2 separate regions of the Homo sapiens genome follow, and region 1 is linked to region 2. A link is a loop called in an ENCODE intact Hi-C map of the cell type or tissue named here. Cell type or tissue: CD4-positive, alpha-beta T cell. All regions are shown on one strand. Each heading gives the region's core, and the rest is flanking DNA. Links, peaks and the distances in the headings are about the cores only. Region 1 holds the start of CNNM4 (cyclin and CBS domain divalent metal cation transport mediator 4). Region 2 holds the start of ARID5A (AT-rich interaction domain 5A).

What was found. A loop is a pair of places that touch in the nucleus more often than their neighbours do. Peaks named below come from ENCODE experiments on the same cell type or tissue, not always from the same donor. Only the 100,000 strongest peaks of a DNase experiment are listed, where the experiment ranks them.
Region 1: a loop joins it to region 2, with 8 times the contacts of the local background. A loop is called at or near these places in 19 of 110 quality-filtered maps.

What each region holds. Positions count from the first base shown.
Region 1 is chr2:96,757,341-96,765,656 of GRCh38, reverse strand. CNNM4 (cyclin and CBS domain divalent metal cation transport mediator 4) reads right to left here and starts at 4,755. Exons shown (of 7, transcript NM_020184.4): 1 at 3,256-4,755. The coding sequence starts at 4,657. RefSeq lists enhancers at 990-1,089, 1,410-1,459, 3,530-4,118, 3,998-4,247, 4,119-4,708 and 1 more and silencers at 1,790-1,839, 4,211-4,394, 4,518-4,937. In CD4-positive, alpha-beta T cell, for the core only: CTCF peaks have their summits at 1,801 (motif pointing right), 4,343 and 4,544; DNase peaks (open chromatin) are centred at 1,786 and 4,906; H3K4me3 peaks cover 4,239 bases; H3K27ac peaks cover 914 bases.
Region 2 is chr2:96,531,883-96,540,198 of GRCh38, reverse strand. It overlaps ARID5A (AT-rich interaction domain 5A), which reads right to left and starts at 3,447. Exons shown (of 7, transcript NM_212481.3): 1 at 3,369-3,447. The coding sequence starts at 3,372. It overlaps LOC105373496 (a long non-coding RNA gene), which reads left to right and starts at 7,893. Exons shown (of 3, transcript NR_135564.1): 1 at 7,893-7,972. RefSeq lists enhancers at 1,126-1,671, 1,889-2,008, 7,850-7,899, 7,608-8,316 and silencers at 2,279-2,488, 3,169-3,528, 8,100-8,179. In CD4-positive, alpha-beta T cell, for the core only: a CTCF peak has its summit at 3,690; DNase peaks (open chromatin) are centred at 1,408, 3,018, 3,538, 7,928 and 2 weaker places; H3K4me3 peaks cover 3,922 bases; H3K27ac peaks cover 3,359 bases.

The sequences.
Region 1 (8,316 bases), core at 48-8,047, 230 kb before region 2:
GGCATGGCCTCTACCCTCAAGGAGCTTATAATGCTGGAAAGGGGAAAGAAAGAATACAAAGGCCCTAAAAGAGGATTACTTGTGGGGCAGAAGGACTCTGGCAAAGCTAGGCTCAGGACCCTCACCCAACCTGGGGTGGAGGAGGGTCCAGGACAGACCCTCAGAGAGAGATGCTGGGCTAGACAGTTGCCCCAGCTCTGACTCTGGTGCTGTTAACAATGCCAGCTGAAAGGCTGGGCAGGGTGGCTCACACCGGTAATCCCAGCACTTTGGGAGGCCAAGGCGGGTGGATCACCTGAGGTCGGGAGTTCAAGACCAGCCTGACCAACATGGCGAAACCCCGTCTCTACTAAATAAACAAAATTAGCCAGGGGTGGTGGCACATGCCCGTAACCCCAGCTACTCAGGAGGCTGAGGCAGAAGAATCGCTTTAACCCGGGAGGTAGAGGTTGCAGCGAGCCGAGATTGTGCCATTACACTCCAGCCTGGACAACAAGAGCAAAACTCCGTCTCAAAAAAAAAAAACAACAACAAACAAACAAATAAAACAATGCCAGCTGTTCTAACTTTGCTCACTTGTTTCTCTTAGCAAAAAAAAAAAAAAAAAAAAAAAAAAAAAAAAAAAAAAAAAACCATTCCCAACACCAGACTCCTAAACTCTTTTTTTTTTGAAACAGAGTCTTGCTCAGTCGCCCAAGCTGGAGTGCAGTGGTGCGATCTGGGCTCACTGCAACCTCTGCCTCCCGGGTTCAAGCGATTCTCCTGCCTCAGCCTCCTGACTAGCTGGGGCTACAGGCATGTGCCACCACGGCTGGATAATTTTTTGTATTTTTAGTAGAGACGGGGTTTCACCATGTTAGCCAGGATGGTCTCAATCTCCTGACCTCGTGATCTGTCCGCCTCGCCCTCCCAAAGTGCTGGGATTACAGGCATGAGCCACCGCGCCTGGCCAAGAAACTCTTAAATTGCAGATGTACACTAGGTGTGTGCTGTGTCCTGGGTAATCTCAGACTAAGAAGGTGGACGCCAGATTGGAAGGTCTGGAAGAGGCCACGCTGCAGGGAACCCGGTGTGCAATGAGTTAAAACTGGTTTTCCAAGACCTCTGAGAATGGGGAAGTAAGTGATGGCATAAAGCCGCAGGGCCTGTTCATTTGTCGGGGGTGGGTAGAGAGGGGGGACTATCACCATCTCCAGGGCGGCCTGCTGTGCTGGGCAGCCTGTGTGCAGTTCCCTGGGTTTACCAGCACTGCTCCAGGGCTTGGCCTCAGGCTACTGGCCTCTGTTAAGCAGAGTTTCCCGGAGTAAACTGAACCTGGGGACTCTGGCTCAGCAGAGCTCTGCTACGGCCTAAGAGATGCTAGCTCTGTTTTCCCAACTTAATGAAAGGGCACTTGACAAGACAGAGCCCAAAGACAGCCCTCTCAAGACCCAGGAGGCTCCAACCCAAGAGAGCTCAGCCCTGCTGATCAAGACTGGGAGACTGGTCAGACCAATCCATACTGGTTGGATCCAGATTCCAAATGAACTGATGGGAAGGTGCTACTGGGTGTGTCACAAACCATAGTCCCAAACACCACAGAGGCAGTGAGGAGGAAGTTGCCCTGGAGGGTCCTAATCAGGTTCCCAACTAAGCAATAGGAGAAGTCTTCAGGTCCCAAGGCTTAGGGTGGGGGTGGGGCACAGATCCTCACTGCTTTTCTGTCCCAGGCTCGGGTACCTGGGAAAACCTGATTCCTGGGTCTGCACTCCCAAAGCCGCCCCCACCCCCACCCCACCGCAGCCTCTGCCTTCACCACTAGGGGTCTGTCTCTCCAGTCTCTGCAGGGAGGCCACCTTCCCTGGGGCTCTCCCAGACTCTGGCTTACTTTACTCAAGTGGTCCTCAGCTCCGATACTAAGATTCAGTCTGTTGAACTTAGGAGGGTACCAACCCACCACCCTGGCCCTGACCCCAGCATCTTTTCAGACCAAACCTGGCAAAGCCAGCTCCTCCCTATCCCACTCCAAAGCTGTCCTCCACTCTCCGTTACAGAAACACCTGCCAGCTCACTCCCTGCTAGGATTCCGAAGTCCCTCCAAGCCCTAGGTCGGCCTGAGCAGCCTCAGCCAGTAGGAGCTCTCCTATGGGAATGAAGGCTGGGAGCATGTTTAGAAAGCAAAGTCCCCAAGTTTAGGATGAGCCCCTCACCCCCATTCCTTTAAAAAAGAGCTTCCCTTTCTGCCTCCTCACTTCCTTCAGCCTGGGAGGGTTCCACTCCATAATTGGCTTGTTTACTGCCACTTTGAGGGTTTCTGAATGGCAGAGATGGGAGGAAAATTTTGCTGGAAGAAAAGGAGTGTGTGCCTTGAGCTTTGAGGCTGATGAGTAAACCCTCCAAATGCCTCTCTAACTACCTGCGAAATGGCCAAGAACCCAGGTGAGAAAAAAACACAAGGCAGTGCAAGGCAGCTGAAGATTTCCAGCAGACCACTGGAGGGAAGCTTACGCTGGCGCCACAATTACCAAAACTTAATCTGCTTGCTTCTGCTGAATAGTCGAAAGCGCTACTTGGCATTGTTCTGAGAAGCGAGCCAATTAGAGACCTCCCAATTCTGCTTCTGTGGGCTAGCACCTCCAGTAACATGACTCCCCTGCTCAAAAACCTGTAGCTCCCAAGCTGGGAGCAAACTTAGCGTCCACCACCGGGCCCCAAACTACTCCAGCCATTGACCACTAAGCATCAGAGCCACTATACCCACCAAACAGGACCACCTGCTGGGCCACAAGCACACTTTTGCTTCTCCACTCCGGTTCTCTGCTTGCGGGGTTCCCTCTGCCTCAAGCAGCAAGCCTCTCTACCTTTTAAGATTCTCCTCAAATGCTCCTTCCCCTGTGGATTCCCCAATTTCCCAGCCCCTTCCTGACTCCACCCCATACTCTAAATCTCCATCGCCCTGGCCTCTTTTCAGGCATCTGTCTTACTCTGTCTTGCTTCAATAGCTCCCTGAGGTCTTGCTCCAGCCCTCCAAGGGAGCGAGTATGTCTTATTCAGCTTTGATTCATCAGGAGCACACAGCACACTACCTGGCAGACGGCAGACACTTGAGAATGGGTCTACCGCTCCAAAATCGTTCACCTCAGAAGCATAGGAAGCGATAGGCAAAGGGACACAGAGTCACACAAACAGAACACTAAAGCCAGCAGACACAAAACACGCCAGGGGAAAAGAGGCGTCAAGAGGAAATTGAACCAGGGGAACTACATCTGGCCTTACCCTTCTTGAACTCCTCCAGCATGGCATCCAACTTGGTGTCATGGAAGACAAAGTGCACCGGGTGGTTATAGAAGCGAGTGATAGTCTTGAGGGGGGTGCAGTCATCGGGGTCCACAAAGGCCAAGTCTTTGACGTAGAGAATATCTACAATATTGGACTGCTCGTCTTCGAACACCGGGATGCGAGTATAGCCGCTTTCCATTATCTCCGACATGGTGTTGAAGTCCAGGATGGCATCGCTGCGGATCATGAAGCAGTCCTGGAGCTGGGTCATGATATCCTCTACAGTTTTGGTCCGTAGTTCCAGGGCACCCTGGATCATATTGAGCTCCTCTTTCACGAGGTCATTATAGGGCTCCGTCACCTTCAACATCTCCATCAGCTTCTCCCGGTTGTAAACAGTGCGAATCTCCTGGCCCAGAAAAAAGTCCAGGAGCTTGCTAATGGGAAAACTGAGGGGGAAGGTGAGTAGCATAAAGAATTTGGTGAGAAGGATGGTGTTGGCACCCACAGCCAGCCCATGTCGGGAGCACAGGGCCTGAGGTAGGATCTCCCCAAAGATGACAATGCCAATGGTGGAGGAGGCCACCGCCATGAGGCCGGACCCGATGAGGTTGTCTAGAAGGATTGTGAGGGAGGTGTTGACCAGCACGTTCCCTAGGAGCAACGAGCAGAGAAGGTAGTTGCCCTTGCGCCGGATGGGCTCAATCTTGCGGGCATAGCGCCTCTCCTTCTCGGTGCCACAGTTCTGCACGATGCGCAGCTCCATGGGGTCCAGGGCCATAAGCCCGAGGTTGAGGCCAGAAAATATGCCCGACAGCACCAGCAGCACCGTAATTAGGAGAATGTGCAGCCAGAGAGGCAGGAACCTCCCAGGCTCCTCCACCATGAAGAGCAGTGAGTCCTTGTCCGTCCACTTCAGCCAGGGCCCGTCGGGCTGGGCCCGGGTGCACAGTGCATACAGCTTCATGCTCTCGCTCCTCCGGAGGAACTTGGTGAGCACCACCAGCACGCCGGACGTGTTCCCGCGGCTCACGTTGACCAGCTGCTGGACGACCAGGTCCTTGGTGAGCTCGAGGCAGCTGGTGGACTTGTGGAGGGTCTCGGCATCGTCCACCTCGGTGAAGGAGATCAGGTTGCTGGAGATGTTGCCCAGGCTGTAGCCGTACAGCCTCAGGTTCACGGTGCTGCCCTCGGACACGAAGATGATGCCATCCGGGTTCGTCCCACACGACTTGTTGCAGCTCGCCAGCCTCATGCCCACGATCGTGCCCTGCTGGGGGCTGCCCTGGCCCCGGGCCCCCAGCGCCCACAGCAGCACCAGCAGCACCGGCGCCGCCAGGAGGAGGCGCCCGCGGGCCGGTCCGCCGACCGGGCGCCCGCCCCCGCCCACCGGCGCCATGTTGCTCTGGCTCTGCCGCCGCCGCCGCTCCCCGCGCCACGCCGCGCGGCCCCGGTCCGCACCGCAGCTCCGGCCGCTCCGCTGCCGCCGAGCCAACTGCCCGGGCCGCGAGCCTGACGTCAGGTCAGCGCCCCGCCCGCCCCGCCCCGCCTGCCCACGCCCCTCATTTGCATTGGAGGCCCCGCCCCCGGGGCTCGCTGCTTGAGCGCCCGCCCTTAAGGGGGTACAGTCGCTTAAGGTGGAGCAGCGCCGCCGCGCGAGAGCCGCCAGCGGGTACCCGCCCAGTGCTCCGCCTCCGCGCCCTTCCCCGCCTTTCTCTGCCAGTGGGGCCAGCTCTCCTTCTCCGGGACCTGGTCTCCTAGCTACGCCGTTCCTGTTCCTCGGCCTCGCACGGCCGCACGTGGGAGGCTCCTCTCCCGTCCCTCACCTGCAGCTAGGGGTGGCCCGCTCTGCAGGCAGGGCGAGAAAAGTGCTTTTCCTGATGTAGAAAAAGAAAAAGGAAACCTGAGGGCTTAGGCTGGCATTGCAGCCTGCCCCTTGGAGACTTTTCTGGCCTCCTCACTGCTGAGATTTTTGCCGACCTTGTCCTAAGGCCAGAAGTAGGTTACCCCAGCCCCAGCCCCAGCCCGACGATGCTTCCATCAACCAGTGGCTGCCTGATGTGGAAGGCAAATCTGGGGAACTAAGGTTATAGAAGGGGCAGGCTCTGGCCTAGACTTCTCTCCTGTCTCTTCCATTTAGGCATAGATATTTATTGAACACCTACTTTGTACCAGGCACTTGTTCTAGGCTCTGACAATAGAGCAGTGAACAAGCCAAAGTCGCTGCCCATTGGGGTTTACAGTCTAGAACAGAAAACAGGAGATAAACAAGTAAACACATATATTCATTAAATCCCCCCAACAACCCTCAGAGTTAGTAGAATTATTTCCATTTAGAGATGCAGAAATTGAGCCGAGACAAAAATCCTGGTGCCTCCATACTGTCATCTCCCAGCCCATTTCTCCATCTGTAAATGGGGGTAAGAATGACAGAGCATTACTTCGCTAAGCTTGCGGGATTGTGGACCTAGACATTGAACATGACAGGACAGCTCTTTAGAATATTCTTTGGCTAGGTAGTAGTTGTTGCTACCTGCCTTCCAGGACCAAACTCCTAACCCCAAATTGTGGTGATTGATCAGCTGGGCAGCTGCTTGTGGACATGAGCAGGCAGGCGCGGCAGTGGGCCTATCCCTGAAATGACTGCTTCCTGAATGGCCCTAGCCCTGTGTCAGTAGGGTGTATAAGGAAGACCACAGCTGCCCGCCCTGTGAGGGGGAAGAAGACAGACAGATAAACATCCTTACAATAATTGCACAGGTGCACAGAGAAGATCAGGTACTGGGTTGACCACCAGGTCTCACAGCAAATCTTTTGCCAGTACTGAAGACACAGAACCCACTTTACTCCCTTCCCGCACTGACACTTGTATTTATTTTCATTTTGGTGTAATGTTTGCTAATAAAAGCAGCAATCAGTACCAAACGGAAGGAGCCTAAACAGAAAGGATCACACAATGTTGTGGGAGGAGGTGTGGTAGCAGAGAGGCCCTGACTCAAGAAAGCCCTGTTAGCTGGGATTGAGGGTTCTGTAAACTAGGCCAGCCTGGAGAAGTATGTTGCTAGTAGGGGCCCCACTCATAGCGGATACTTTGCAGTGAGTGCCCAGCAGGTCAGTTTTTTCGAGGAATAGGAGCCTTGGAATGGGCACTGGCTGAGACAGAACAAAAGCAGAACCTTGACTGCCTGTTCCTTCCCTGTCTCCACCAACCAGGAAGAGCTACCTGAATTGCCTCAAAGCAAACCCAGCTCTCCTCATCTCCTAGTGAGCTGTAACACCAGCGCCCTGCTCCACCCCTACCCCCACCTCCCATACTTAGAAACTTTCCCATTCTATTATCAATCAATTGGCTATTTTTTCCCTTTTTCTTATGATTTTATTTTTTTCTCTATTATGTCTTTTTTCTGCTTAAGTACGAATTGGCTCCTTTTATTTTACCCTTTTCAGGCTGTCTACACTCAGAAGCTCTGTTCATATGCACTGAGTCTAATGACAGAAGCCAATAAAGAAAAGGAAAAATAAGTTTTTTAGATATTTAGGTTAAATGTGGGATTACCAGCTTGGGCAACATAGCAAAAACTCATTTCCACTAAAAATTTAAAAAATAAAAAGTTAGCTTGGCATGATGGTGCACACCTGTAGTCCCAGGACCTTGGGAGGCCAAGGCGGGCAGATCACCTGAGGTCAGGAGTTCAAGACCAGCCTGGCCAAGATGATGAAACCCCGTCTCTACTAAAAATACACAGTTAGCCAGGTGAGGTGATGCACGCCTGTAGTCCCAGCTACCCGGGAGGCTGAGGCAGGAGAATCACTTGAACCCGGGAGGCGGAGGTTGCAGTGAGCCGAGATCACGCCACTCACTCCAGCCTGGGTGACAGAGCGAGACTCCATCTCAAAAAATAAATAAATAAATAAATAAATAAATAAATAAATAAATAAAAATAAAAAGATAAACACAGTATCACTTGTTGGAGAAGGCACACGGGGCCCAGGCCGAAGTCCAGGTTCATTTGCTGCCAGCTTGCAACCCTGGTTAGGGAGTCTGCCTTTTCTGCATCTGCCATGTCGAAATACCTCTCCCACCGTAGGGACAGCATGGAGATAGCAGTCTATTAACATGCTGAGTCAGGAAGCTTGGATGCATGTGTGGCTCTCTGTTAGCCAGGCGGTGAGAATGGCAGAAAGCAAACGTGCAAGCGAGGAGCCTCTCTCCTTTGGGGGCAGATAAAGGCATGATCAAACCTGTTTTCTCTGCCTCAAGGTGGCAAGTCCTTACTTACCTAGTTGCTTCTATTTGCAAGTAGAAATTGCCCAGAGGAGTCCTGATCCTGGACCCCTGAGCATGTAACAGCACCCTAGTCATGAGATCCTTGGAGCTCACTGCTTCTTTCCAGGTGTAAGCCCTATGGCAACATGGCTACACCTCCCATAATTGAGCCCACTCCCTTCTGGTTCTGTGCAGGGAAACAGTCTTAAAGGCTTAGTGCCCCTTCACTTGTACCTGGCATCATGCTGATGCTGGAGATCCGATGATGAACAAGGATCCTGAATTAGTAACCTGGGATCTAATCCTCCCAGGCTAGCTTCTTAGCCCTCTTCACCCTCTGGGTCTCCAAGATGGGGTGCTGCTGGCAGAGGAGCTGCTGGCAGAGAAGCTGCTGGCAGAGAAGCTGCCCTTCCGCTAGTGGGGCTCAGAGCCTGAGGCCTGCCCTGGCCCCACAATGGGTAGAATCCCTCTGGGTGCACCGTGGGCCCCGGGGTTGGAGAACCTGGTTGGGGACCATGAGACATCTTTTCAGGGTGAGCTATGCCCGTCGTCAGTACATGCAGTGGCCTGTTCACCGGCTGCCCATGAGTCTACTATGATAGCCCTGAACATCTGCAGGACTCATCCATGCAGTTAAATTGTCTCAGGAAGGAAGGAGCAGTCAACCCTCTACAGAAGGACAGAGTTAGCGTGGAGTTAGCTAGGGTGGTGCTCAAATCCCAACTCAGGTCATCCCAGCAAGTGGGGGCATGAGGACTTGGATAGGAGGATGTCATGATTTCTGCCTGAGA
Region 2 (8,316 bases), core at 32-8,031:
TCCCATAGGTCTACTTGTTCTCAAGTTACATGCTCCACCGACTCAAATCAGTGCCCTGGCTGGTGTGGGCTAGGCATCTCATACAACATTGCATTGCTGAATCTTCCCAGCCATCCAGATATAACAGATATAATGTCTGAGGCTCAGAGAGGTTCAGTAACTTGCCTGGGGCCACAGAGCTTATCCATGGCAGAGCTGGGATTCAGAACCAGGGTAGTCTGACTCCTGAGAGACGCTGATCCCTGAGAGCTAGAGATTTTTTTCTTTCTAATGGGAGCAGGGAGACCTCAAGTTCCTTATCTGTGCTCAGAGGATGCAAACTTGTCCCCTTTCCCCAAGTAGATGTGCAGTTTCCCAGCACATCGCTCCTGTCACTCTGCTAACAAGAGCAGGTCTGTGTTGACTGCTAAGGCATCCAGGCTCAGGGATGGGAGGGGGCTGGTCAGAGAGCTGGGCAGCAGCGGGGAGAGGGGGAGGGCCGGGAAGGGGCATGGCCCCCACACTCTATGAATCAACTTCCCTGGCCTGGGTCGGGGAGGGCCCAGAGGACCCACCATCTTTGAATAAGGGGTGTTATCTCCATAATCTTGAGGAAGGAGGAAAGACCTGTTGATACCTACTGAGATTCCATTTAAAAAACTGCTACCTGTTACCTGAGAGAGTAGGGGGCCAGCTCTGGCCAGGGCCCAACCAACCTGGCGAAGCAAAGGCAGGTATGCAAAGGCAGGAAGGTGAAGGCAGTCGGGCGGTGGTTGAGAGTCACTGAAGACAAACTTAAGATGTCTCACGGGGCTTAGCCAGGACTAGAAGGTAGCTATGGGGCCAGGCAGTGGGTGGATGCGGGGAAGTCAGTGGGCCCCTGCCCTGCCAGACATCAAGCTGGAAGCAGATGAAAGTGGGCCAAGAGGACAGATGGGGCAAGGGGTTCCAGCACTGCATGGCTGCACCTCTTACCAAGTTGGTCACTGGTTCTGTATCTCCCTTTCCCCATCTACAAGATGGGCGTGCTAGACTCAATGTGCCCAATGTTCTCAGCAGAAAAAAGTGAGAAGAGAAAGGAGGCTTCCCCCACAAACCACAGCCAGGCTCAGTGAGAAGATCAGAGGCCTGCCTGTCCTGCTCCCTCCCCAAGGCACCTCGCTGCCCAGCAGGTGCTCCGGAAACATCAGCCTCCTGGGTGCAGGATGAGCGCAATGGACTTACAGACCCCTGTTGCCCAGAGAGGGGCAGTGACTAGTACAAGGCCACACAGCTCTCAAGTTTAAGGGTCTGCTGGAGGCACACACCCCTTTCCTTCTCTCCCTCCCCATCTTTCTGCTGCCCGCCCCACTCACCCTGGGTGTGATGGGAAGGAAGTGACACTTCCTTTCATGAAAAGTCACCGACTGGGAACACTGCGTCAATTACCACAATAATGGTAACAGCAGCCTCAATAACAACCAGCAGACGCCGCCCCGCCCCCTCGGCTGAGGTTGTTGGCTTAAGTTTCTCTAAGCTTGAGCTGGAGCAAAACAAAGACAGCCTTTGAAGCGGCGAAACGGCCGGTCCACTCGGCAGCCCGGGAGCGGCGGCCAGGCCGAGTCTACGCGAGCTTGCTCCAGCAGTTTGGGGAGGGGGGCCTGCCAAGTGTTGAGCTGGAGCCAGCAGTGAGAAGAAACGCGATGGGCCTGGGACCCCCACTCCCTAACAGGGCACAGGTGCAGCTCAAGCCACAGCCCAACCTCAGTACCTCAGCTTGGGGGAGGGCGAGAGAGACAGGGTCTGGGGGCAGCTGAGGCCACAAGAGCCACCAGAGGGTACAGAAAGGGAAGGAGGTGCGGGGGACACTGAATGTGAGGCTACCAACTTCCAAGCCCCATTCTCCCTGTCCCTCTTACCGGGCTCTGGGATGTCCTAAAAGCCCCAGTTCCAGGATGGGACTGTCCCTCCCCACGGAGTCTGGGCCACATTTGGTGGTGACGGACAGTGAGAGCTCCTCAGATGGTTTCGTGTGTTCCCATTTCACCTACGGGGCAGAGGCTCAGAGGTGCCAGTTGACGTCTCTCAACTGTAGAAGCAGATTATCGGAGGCCCTTTCTACCTCTGCCACACCAAGTTCTAGGCCCCAGGCGGGTCCCTAAGGCCTGGATTGGGCTCTGAGCTCTGCTGCGGGGTGAAGCCCTCGAGCCCCGACCTCCCACCCCTCCTGTGCTCTAGCGTTGCCTGTAGGCGCAGTGACGCCACCGTGCGTGTGGGCTCCCACCAGAGGAGCCCGGGTGGGGCAAGAGGCACCTGTTGTCCTCCCCTGGGGCCCGCGGAGCACTCCTTACTGGCCCAAGACTCTGCAAACAAAGGGACACTGGACCCGCAGCGCCTTGGGACCCCCTGGGCCCTCGGGGGTCCTGCACCGCGCAAGCCCCACCACGCCGGCGCTGGGCGGAGGGTGACGCGACCCCAGCCCGGGCGACCCCTAGACACCGCGGAGGGACGGAGCGCGGGCCCGGGTTGGCCCGCAGCTCCCGCCGAGCGCGAAGCCGGGCATCGCCTGCAAGCTCGTAGCCCACGCTCTTGCCCTCTTCCCCTGACGCTCCCCAGCCGCCACCCCGTCCCTTCTGCAGACCGAGGGAAGACAAGGGGACACACAAGGGACAGGAGAGGAGAGCAACCAGGGAAGCGACCCCTCTCCTGTGGGGCTGCGGCGGGTGGGCGGAGAGACAGGAGAGGAAAAGAGAAAAGGGAAGAGAAGGAAGGGGCAGGGGGCGAGAAGCCGGGCTCCCCGGACCATCGGCGCAGCCCGCGGCCGAAAGAGGAACAGTGGATCCTACAAAGCGCATTGAGCAAGTTCTTCACACCCGCGCAGCCCCTTTCAGGAAACGGCGGCCGCAGAGGAAAGGGCCGCGCGCTCTGGACCCGGAGTCTGTGCCCGGCGGCGCCGCGGTTCTGAAACCTGCGGGATGTCACGGGGCGGAGGGGCGGCTGCCGACAGCTGTCACAACAAATTAGCTGAGCCCAGCTCGAGGTGGAAACCGCAGCAGGAAGTGGGACGACAGAGCCGTACCGGGCTCGGCATATTTCAGGCAAGAGACGGCGAAAAGAGTTTCGAGATAAACGCCCGGGAAGCCCCTGGCCGCCAAAACTTTTTGTCTTTCCTTTTCTCGAAGCTCGCGCGGACGCCCAGCCTCACCCCTTCCGCGCCGGCCGGGGAGCGCTGAAGCCGCGGGCCGGGCTCGCTCCCCTTGGCCCGCGCCCCGAAACCCACCCCGGGCCCCTCTCCGCCCCACACAGCGCACCGACTGCCACGAGGGCTGGAGGGGACCCGGCGCCGGCACCTTGAACCTCCCTGCAGGGCCGCCGAGCCCCTGTCCGGGCCGCGCCGCAGAGCCGCTTACCCATGGCCCGGAGAGGTCCCGCGGCGCCCGCCCCGAGACCCTCAGCGCGCGGCTGTCCGGACCCCGCGCTCTCTGAGATACTGGCTCGCGGCGCGGCCCGCCGGCCACCTCCCCGCAGTCCCGCCCCGTCCCGCCCCTGCTCGCCCCACTCCGGGCTCCCATTGGTAAGCCCGGCTTCGTCGCGCGGAGAAGGCGGGGGGCGGGGACCGCCCTTGAGTCCGGGGACCTCTGGGAATTGTAGTGCGCGCCCCTCGCCTCTAGGCTTTCAGACTGGAGCCCCTGGAATAGGCTCCTCACCTAGAGGAGCGGAGGCAGGACCCTCAGTAATCATTGCTGCCTTGTGCCTCAGTTTCCCTGGAGGCAAAACTAGAGCCTTGGAAAAAGCCTCCTTGCTTTCAGCAGAGCACTGAGGACTCTGTGGAGCGAGCAAAGTGCTTCTGACTTTGATTTGAAAGTGGCCCTGTGCATTTCCCAGTCCCCACCTAGCCCAACAAAGAAGGCCAGGTGAGGCCGGGAGCGGCGGCTCACGCCTGGAATCCCTGCTTTGGGAGGCGGAGGCGGGAGGATCACTTGAGCCCAGAAGGTCGAGGCTGCAGTGTGTTTTGATCACACCACTGCACTCTATCCTGGATCCTGGGCAATAGACGGAGACCCTGCCTCAAAAAAAAAAAAAAAAAAAAAAAAAAAAAAAAAAAGGAGAGGTGGTTAGTGTGAGCTAGACAAGGACCAAACTAGTAAATCCTTGGCCTAGGCTCTGTGGCCAGGCCTGCCAGTAATAGTCAATGTCCACACACATAATGCAGACAGAGTGTGGCAGCTACAAGCTGAGTAGTCCAAAGAAGGGGCATGAGTTCAGGCTGTGGGAGGTGGGAATGAGGCCTAGGGCGAATGGAGGCAGGAGGAGGTGCCCAGCCAGCCATAGCAGCAACCTGGACCTGTGCAGGCCAAAGAGGAAGAAATGGAGGCTCAGGGTTTCAGTCTCAGCAGGTGGCTAGCTAGGATGGGAACCCTGTTCCTAGCACATAGAAGCTACACAAAAATCTTTGTTGATGAATTTTAATACTCATAATAGCTCTATGCACTTGACACCATCATTGTCCTCATTTTATAGCGTAAAACTGAGGTCTGAGAGATTAGCTCAAGTAGCACAGCTGGTAGGTGTTGGAGCCAGAGCTAGACCCAGGAAGAGGAGCCCTCATACCCAGGCATCCCCCCACCCGCTTTGCACCCATTACTAACCACTCATCATACTGGTGCCCCTCCTCACACTAAACGAAGGGACCAGGGCTGCAGTTTGGTGAACCTGAAACCCTGGCCCTTACCCTTTGGCCCTGGGATGGAAGATGTCTGCAGGCTCAGTCTAGAGCAGACGACCCTGTGGGCTCTGCAGGATAAATCCCCTGTCTACCTCATAATGGGTTGGCTTGTAAGAGCCAGCACCTGTAGAATTGGTAATAGACACCCAGAACAATCATAATGGTAATTATAACAATGCATCCCACTTTGGCAAGTTTACAAGCCACTTTCCCCTCCAGGAAAGCTAAGGCTGTGGTGGAAGACACTATGATGGGATGCCATCAGGAAGCACCTTTGTACATTCTGGAAGCATTGATTGGCAGGCACTATGCCCAAGGTTGGGGATGGAGCTCTGGATGCAGCCCCCGGGGTCACAATCTAGGCCAACCCCTCACTTGTGGGTTGGATACCCCTAATGACAAGGAACTCACTATCTTATAAGACAGCAGCTCATCCCACCAAGAGTTAGGGTTATTCTGCCATCCGGGCAGCTGGGCACATTCTGACAGACAAGGGCTGTTGTGCAAAGCCTCAGCAAGTCAACACCTGCCTGTGCCAGCCTGGGAACGATAGGATCTAAATTTAATTGCTTCCTGAGGCAACTGTTTGCAATAGAAAGTAATTTACAATGGCCAGTAAATCCTGCAGAAAACAGACATCTCCATTCATCTGGCTAAAAGCATAAACACTTCCATTGCTCAAGCCTCCATCTCACACACCTCCACTCCGGCCCAAAGCCACCCTCCTCTGCACCCTCCAACCACAGGATCCCAGGCCAGGACGCCTCTGTGCCTACAGAGGGGGTCAGCTAGCCCCTCAGTGTCCTGGTGTCTCTCTGTGTGTCTTAATAATAAGAAAAACAAACCATCACTTATAAATAAACACATTCGTCCTGTAAAAACATGCAAGTAAATCAGCCCTCTCTGATGCTACACCAAATCCAGTTCCCTCCCTGCCCCAGAGGTAAAGACCCATCAGATTGGGTGAAGTCTTCCAGAACTTTCCCTATGTGTATTTTCAAAACTATATATGTATCCATGGTATAGAAAAATAGATAGCTTTGTTTTATGTGTGTGTTTAAAGAAACGATACAATTCTCATTGCTCCATTCTGAAACTTGCTTTTTCGATCACCGCTAGATCTTACAGACTTTCCTTGTTGGAACACAGATCTGCTTCTTTGGGAACTGCTGGGCTGTGTGCCCAGCACAGTGTATTTAATCTCCTCTTGATAGCGTTTAATCTTTTTGCAATTACATGAATCCTGCTGAGAACATTATAGACCCCCTTAGAACAGTTCCAGGGCTAAGGAGCTCACAAAGTGTTCCCAGAGACTGAGCTAAAAGCTGCTTTCTAACTCCCACCTCCATGTCCTAGCACCTCTTGTTAGCCCATTTCTAGGAAGAAAATCTGGCCCTGGGGGTGGTTCTCATCCTGGAGCTCTCAGAGATATAGGGACCATTCAAGATCATCTGTCCACCTGGTCTCATTTTAGAAAGGAGGTCACCAGGCCAGAGAGGTTAAGCAAACTGTCCAAAGTCACACAGCAAAATCAGTGCTTTTGTTTCTTCTGGGACCTGCAAACCCATCCAGTGCCCTCAGGAAACAGAATGCACAGCCAGTCTTCTATCCTGGGAAGCTCAGTTCCCAGGCTCAGCAGTTGCCAAAGGCCCCTGGGGGTTTGTTTTCAAAGGAGAAATGAAGTGGGGAAGTATTTTTAACGCGGCCCCGCCCTGCTTGCCTAACTCCTCGTTCCCCGTGCTAGCTGTCCAGGAAAGGCCAGCTTCACAGCAGCATTTGCAACTCATGGAAAACAACAAATGCCCGAAATAGATGATACCCAAGCTCAGGAATGGAAAAAATTGGCTCATGGTTCAAATGCCTCTTTTAGAAAAAGACAAGAATAGCTTTTGGCCTTTGGGGAACTGCTGGGGGTGAAGGAGTGGGGAGGTGGTTGTGAGTCCCAGATCACCAAGGGCCAACTTCCTGCCTGAAAGAGCTTTGGCCACTGTACCCCAGGGCGCGTGTAAACCAGCTTCCCAAGCTTTGTCCACACTGGAAGCTGCATCTGCACCTGGCTCTAGGTTCCCTCCAACCTCCAGCCAATCTGGAAAGATTTCCTGTGTTGGGCCAGGGCTGGGCTGGTTTCCCCTCTCCACCCCACATCTCCCCAGTGTGTCCCAGCAGGGTAGAAACCCATGGTTCTGAACTTCCTGAGCCTGAAGGGTGGAAGCTGAATTCCCCTGGGGGAGGGGAACGGAGGGCAAGGAGAGAAAATTGGGGGTTTCATTCCCACTCAGACACAGCCCAGCTGTGTGGCCTTGGACACTTAACCTGTCAGGGCCTCAGGCCCCTCCCGTGGAAAGCAGGATAATGCTCCACTTATTCAGTCATCCACTCATCCAACATGTGTTGTGTGGTCCTACTATGTGCCAGCACTGAGCTAGACCTGGGATGTAGCCACAACCAGAAAGAAGTCCGTATCCTTGTGGAGCAGAAGATGTGGCCCTTGCCAACCTCACAGGCTACTAAGAATCAGTCCCCGCTCCAGCTACTCAGCCAAGGCCTTGTGCTGAAAGGGGTGAAAATGCCTTGGACCAGGGCGGACCCTAACACACACTGCACCATCTTGCATGGAGTATTTCTTTCAATGTCACTCTAGCCCTCTGAAGTGGGCGCTGTATCTATATCTATCCCCTTATTACAATTGAGAACCAGAGAGTAAGTGCTGGACAAGCCCACAGACTCGTCCACAGACAGGAAGGAGTAAGTTTGGGCTGGGTGAGGGCCAGGCCCTGGTAAGTCCCAGGGTCAGGGTAACTAAAGCTCTGTGTGAGTCTTGACTGGTGCTTAGCACAAAATGCACTGGACAAGAAATCTCTTAAAACCATTGGGTCTCTGTGACACTTTTACTTAAAATAAGGTCTCAACTGACACTTCCACTCTCTGTTGTATGTCAGGTGACCCTTCCATTTGACAGAAGAGTAAACCAAGGCATGTAGAGATTAAATGACCTCTGCCCAGCCACACCCTGCCCATCTCCCACCAAGATGAGGCGGGAGAGGGGCGAGGAGTTGGGCTGGGGATGGGGGCATGACTGGGGCCAGGACAGAACTCCATCTCCCAGGATACCATGCAAAGGGGGCGTGTAGGGGCTGGGCCTCCGCGTAGGCAGGGCTGTAATTTCTTGGTATTTAAAAAAAAAAAAAAAGGAGCAAAAGGAAAGAGAGAAAGAATCGAAGCCTCAAGCGTCACGTCTAGGAATAGCGCTGGAGTCGGGCCAAGTCATTAGAGACGATGAGTAATCTGGTTAAGTCATTTCTCTAAACACCATTCCTTGTAAGAGAATTAAAATATCAGCTTACATCAGAGGGGGAGAGGCAGGCTCCAGAGGCCCAGGCAGGAGCACGGCCAGGAAGGGGGCACGGCTGTTGCGCTCTGCCACTCAGCCCTGCCCCCGGCGGGGGCTGCATGCGGGGCCCTGCCAGCTGAGCCCTGGGCTTGCGGTGGGGGCTGGCATCCAGCTAGCAGGGGTAGGGGGAGCGGCCCGCCACACCTCCGTTTACCTCATTGTTCAGGGTGCTGGGAGAAGTTCGGGACTGCCTGCTCTTGGGAGAATCGTTGTCCCTCCTGGGGGCAGCTGTTTTGTTTTT